Linked DNA regions of Mus musculus: region 2 is linked to region 1. Evidence: chromatin loops called from intact Hi-C (ENCODE). Cell type or tissue: left cerebral cortex. All regions are shown on one strand.

What was found. Hi-C counts contacts between places; a loop is a spot of excess contacts. Peaks named below come from ENCODE experiments on the same cell type or tissue, not always from the same donor. Only the 100,000 strongest peaks of a DNase experiment are listed, where the experiment ranks them.
Region 2: it touches region 1 in a loop (2.1-fold over the local background); 1 of 42 quality-filtered maps calls a loop at or near these places.

Annotation. Positions count from the first base shown.
Region 1 is chr7:126,565,454-126,567,953 of GRCm38, reverse strand. Eif3c (eukaryotic translation initiation factor 3, subunit C) reads left to right here and starts at 1,588. Exons shown (of 21, transcript NM_146200.1): 1 at 1,588-1,606; 2 at 1,735-1,875. The coding sequence starts at 1,775. Gm25579 (a small nuclear RNA gene) reads left to right here and starts at 805; the gene lies at 805-910. In left cerebral cortex, no CTCF peak of the experiment used is centred here; a DNase peak (open chromatin) is centred at 1,502; H3K4me3 peaks cover 1,396 bases; H3K27ac peaks cover 1,104 bases.
Region 2 is chr7:126,779,170-126,781,669 of GRCm38, reverse strand. Ypel3 (yippee like 3) reads right to left here. Exons shown (of 5, transcript NM_025347.3): 5 at 1,160-1,643. The coding sequence ends at 1,554. Tbx6 (T-box 6) reads right to left here and starts at 187. Exons shown (of 8, transcript NM_011538.2): 1 at 46-187. The coding sequence starts at 163. In left cerebral cortex, a CTCF peak has its summit at 1,505 (motif pointing left); DNase peaks (open chromatin) are centred at 878, 1,252 and 1,522; H3K4me3 peaks cover 1,099 bases; H3K27ac peaks cover 1,362 bases.

The sequences.
Region 1 (2,500 bases):
GACTCATCCTCTGAAACTGTAATCCCCAGTGAGGTCTTTCTTCTATACGTTGCTTTGCTTTTGCATGGTTTCTTCATAGCAACAAAAACGGACCTAATCCTGGAAGCTGAACTCTGGCAGGCAACATGCATACACAAGAGACTGGCACTGGGGCCACGCTGAGGTAGGCACACAGACATGCATACACTGCCAGCAGGCTAGCAGGCTAAGGTGAAGCCTCAGGCCTCTGACCTCAAGGCCGTCTTTATATAAAACCCACCCAACAGTGCCATTTTGCTAGAATTATACTTCACTGTTTATTTTTGGGCACCCCAGACATCAGTTGGTGAAATGCTTGCCTAGTATGGATCTAGACCCTGGGTTCCATACCCAGTACTACAAAAATCTAGGCCTTGTATGTTGCAAAGGCCACTAGGAATTGGGGGAGGTGGGAGGTGGTAGGGTGGTAGTCAGGGGAGGTGGTCAGAAGACAACTATCAGGAGTTGTTTTTTCTATTCTGTGGCCATAGGGAACTAACTCAAGTTCTTACGCTTGGTGACAAGTGCTTTTTCATCTGAAACACCTCGTGGGTCCAGTGGCTAGCTAGTATATGCTCATTCTGCACAAGGTACTGTCCCACACACATCATATGTTCTCATTTTATTTTCCTAATATCAAATGAACAAGTGCTATTATTCCCCTTTGTTTGTAGCACAGGGAGAAGAGCAGAGAGAGATTAGAAGTTAGAAAGTTTGCCTAAGAAAACGGTAAAGACAGGATTCCAACACTCAAGATCTATGAAGTTTGCTTAAACCTGAGAAACCATGCTCTCTTCTGAAGCATATATATTAAAATTGGAAAGATAAGGTAAGATTAGTATGGCCCCTGCACAAAGATGTCACACAAATTTGTAAAGCGTTCCGTATTTTTAAAATCCTTTTCTAAAACAAAACAAAACAAAACAAAATGACAACAACGACACTCCTCCAAAACCTCGCAGGACATCGGCATCAAGCTGACACCAGCCCTTAGATTCTTACTCTGAAGTTAAGATGGGCGGCCAGAATACTTTTTGTTTTTTTGTTTTTTTTTTTTGTTTTTTGTTTTTTTTTTCGAGACATAGTTTCTCTTGGCTGTCCTGGAACTCGCTCTGGAGACCAGGCTGGCCTCGAACTCAGAGATCCACTTGTTTCTGCCTCCTGAGCGCTGGGATTAAAGGTGTTGAGCCACCTCCGCAGGCTTCAGAGCTTAGCTTTTTTTTTTTTTTTTTTTTTTTTTCTTTTTTTTTGGCCCAGTCTGGCCTTGAACCCATGATCCTCCTGCTTCACCCTTTCTAGTGTAGGGAATTACAGACGTGCACCATGGGGCGGTTACTAAATTCTATATTGTCAGTCTTGCAGCCTAGTCCGGGCGGTCCTAGTGAGCAGCCAGTCAGTCTTAGTTTAGATAAGATTTAGAACCTCGGCTACTAATTCGTCCCAGGCCGTGTATAGCGCAAAGGCCACTGGGAATTGTAGTTATTTAGCGCATTCTTTGGTGCTTCCGGGAAGTGACGCCCCCCCAACCTTTTCCTCTTCCGGCGTCGTGCCTGTCTCACCTGCTCAGAGGGACTCGGCAGCTTAGCTGGTTCGTGTCTCTTGGGCCTCGTGCTCCGTGGAGGGCAAGGGGGAGGCCGTGCAGGCGGGAACGGGGGTCCGGGTCGGGAGATGGTAGCCGCGGTTGCCCCCAAACCCTGACGCCGCGGGTTTCCTCAGGTTCCGGCCGCGAGCGCCTCAGCCCTTCAGCGCCGTCGCCATGTCGCGATTCTTCACCACCGGCTCGGACAGTGAGTCGGAGTCGTCCCTGTCCGGGGAGGAGCTCGTCACCAAACCGGTCTCCGGGAACTACGGCAAACAGTGAGCTGGGGGCGCGGAGGGGACGGGTTTGGCGGGCTGCGGGGGCTCGGGTGGGCGAGCGGAGCCATGGGCTGGGCGCGTCTGAGAAAGGAGCTCTCGCAGCGAGCTGGGGGAGCCCTCGGCGTCCTCGGTACCGAGGAGGAGGAGAGGTTTTCCGTTGCTTAGTATTGCATCAGCTCTTAAGGCCTCCAAGTCTGCAGCCTCGTAACTCCTGCCCACATTCCATCTCTCGCATCCCTTCCCGCCCCTTGACTGTGGCTTTCGGAAACTCCCCGTATCGTAAATCTTCCCACTAAGCTTAGTCGTTATGATTTGTACTCATGGAGGGAAACCCTCAGTGCTTGGTTAGTTTGGCCCTGAAATCCGGTCGTTTGGCTCTGCGTGCCAAATGCTAAACACTGCTGTGTTCATCTTTATTTACTGTCTTTTTCTCGATCTCTGTAAATTAAAACTTTTTGAACTTTGAAACAGTTCTCAAAACAACATTGTTTTTGCTGTGTACCTGAAGGGTTTTAAGACATACTTACCTCCACAGAGACTTTTTTTTTTTTTTTTTTTTTTTGGTTTTTCAAGACAGGGTTTCTCTGTGTAGCCCTGGCTGTCCTGGCACTCACTTTGTAGACCA
Region 2 (2,500 bases), 210 kb before region 1:
TTCCCAGTTTCCTGCCCCTTACCCAGAGCCAATCCAACCGCTCACCAGGGTAGCGGTAACCCTCTGTCAGGGCAGGTGGGAAGGTGGAGTCTGCCCCAGGCTGGGGGTGTCCCAGACGGTAGCCAGTCCCCAGGGAGGGGTACAACTCTCGTGGATGGTACATGTTGTAGTTTCTTCTGGCCTTGTGTCCCGTTGCTAGAATCCGGGGTCTAAGGGATGCCCCCTTTATAGCTCACAGCACAGCCCCTTCCAAACCAGAGATCACAGCCCCTCCCCTCCTTGGGGCCCTGGAGGTGGGCTGGAATGGAGACCCCTGGGGCCTAGAAGGGGTCCAAGAGGAGGCCGGATACCTGGGTACCCTCCCCTCTCCCTCGCAGCTTCACTAGTCCCGACCCCCTACCCCCTCATTACATAATTAACTCCTCGGTCTGATTGATCCCTAGGGCTAAGACAGGGACGCAGTTTGGCGCTTCCGGCCAGCTGGTCTCCGTTCCCACGGTGGGGGCAGACCGGCTAGGGGGCAGGGGTGGGATCTGGATCCTGGCACCGAGCCTAGGATCCCGGGTTAGACCCTAAAGCCCCAGACTTTCTGGAAGGTGACCCCCTCCCTTTTTTTCACTTGGAGGACTAGCCTTGCGAAGTGAACGCGAGGACAAGTGCAGGGTTGATGTCTGAGCTGATACGCCAGACACTGGGCATCTTCAAGAGACCGAGGCAGAGGACTAAAGCCTAGAGTCCTCCCTGGTTTATAGTCTGAAAAGCCTCCAAGTCTCAAAAGTTGAGGGGCGTGCACAGTTACACATCTATGGTATCTCGTGCAAAAAGCGCAAGGTCTCACGCCGAGAACATTTCAACTACACTTCCCAGTAGGCACCGCGCCAGTCGCACGTAAAGGCCACAGGCAACCTGTGCTGGGATCCCTGGGAATTGTAGTTCAGACTGGGGCGGCAAAGCCAGAGAATTGGTGGTCTTCTCTGACGCTTGCCCCCGAGGAACGAAAGCCAGGACTAACATAGGCAAGATGTCAGGAGCAAGATTAGTTTGGTCTACTGTTCCTACTCCATTCCCCCTGCTGAGGGCTCTGAATGGAACCCATCTATAGGGAAGGAACTTGGATTCCAGGTCCCCTCTCTGTATTCCATGTGAGCCAGGGGCTGTCTCCATTCCATTGTTTTATTATTTACAAATGCTACAGAACGAGAACAGACACGTTGCAGGTAAGAGGGATCCAGTGGGAGAGATTCACAGAAAGGTGGTGCACCAGGGCCATGAGAGCAGCACACAGGCCTTATCTATGGGACAGGCAAGACAGGAAGGGGTTAAAAAATGAGATCCAAGCCAGCCAGATCGCAGGGAGGTGCAGGGGGTGGGGGTACAATCCCCCTCTTTGTCTCCCCCCAAGGTCACAGTGCATGCAATAAAATGTATGTACAGGAGCTGGGTCCTTCCCCTGTGGGGGCCCTGAGGGTCCAGAGCTCCCTTCAGGAGGAGCGAAACCAGTGGCTCCCCCTGGCGGCCAGGCCAGGCTGAAGCCACATGCGGCAGGAGCTAGGTCAGTCCCAGCCGTTGTCTTTGATCATGTGGTTGAGTTCAATGATGTATTTCCCCTCTTTGTACTTCTGGCTGCTCTCAAAGGCTTGCTCCTGGAAGGAGAGAAAGGGCTGCCAGGCACAGACAATACTTTTACCACTAGGCAATGGGGTTTTGGGAATGAATACCATTGGTCTTGGTTTATATATGAAAAACAAAAAACAAAAAACCCTGTGGCCCAGAGAAGCTCAGCTGCCTGCCCAGACACCACTTTTCCTCACTGGGAAGAGAGAGAACTCTGAAGCACGGGTAGTTCTGAAAATCAATGACAGCTCCAACAGGGAGGATTTGGAAGCCCCTACAAGATTTCAAGGTCCAAGGATTACAAACTGGTGGCCTAAGGGCCATTTCAACCTAAGGTAGTTTTGTTTAGATAGCAGAGAGCTTAATATAAACAACTTTAGGAGTTGGGGATGTTTATCTTGTGGGAGGGCCTGGATTCAATACAAGCACCACATTAAAAAAAAAAAAAAAACAATAAAACTTACAACTAAATGATAACTATATATATACTCACTTCATTTTGCCCCAGCCTGCTTTCTCTGCCCTATATCTACCCATTTATAAACCCACAGTATCTGCTTGCTCTTTTTTTGTTTTGTTTTTGCTTTTGTTTTTCGAGACAGGGTTTCTCTGTGCAGTCCTGGCTGTCCTGGAACTCACTCAGTAGACCAGGTTGGCCTTGAACTCAGAAATCCGCCTGCCTCTGCCTCCCAAGTGCTGGGATTAAAGGCGTGTGCCACCACGCCCGGTTCTGCTTGGTCTTATAGACATTTGAAGGATTTTGTTGTACTTTGAGACAGGGTCTACATAGCCCTGGGTGTCCTGGAGCTCACTAGGCTGGCCTAGAACTCAGACATCATCTGCCTCTGCTTCCTCAGTGCTGAGATTAAAGGCGTGCGCCACCACA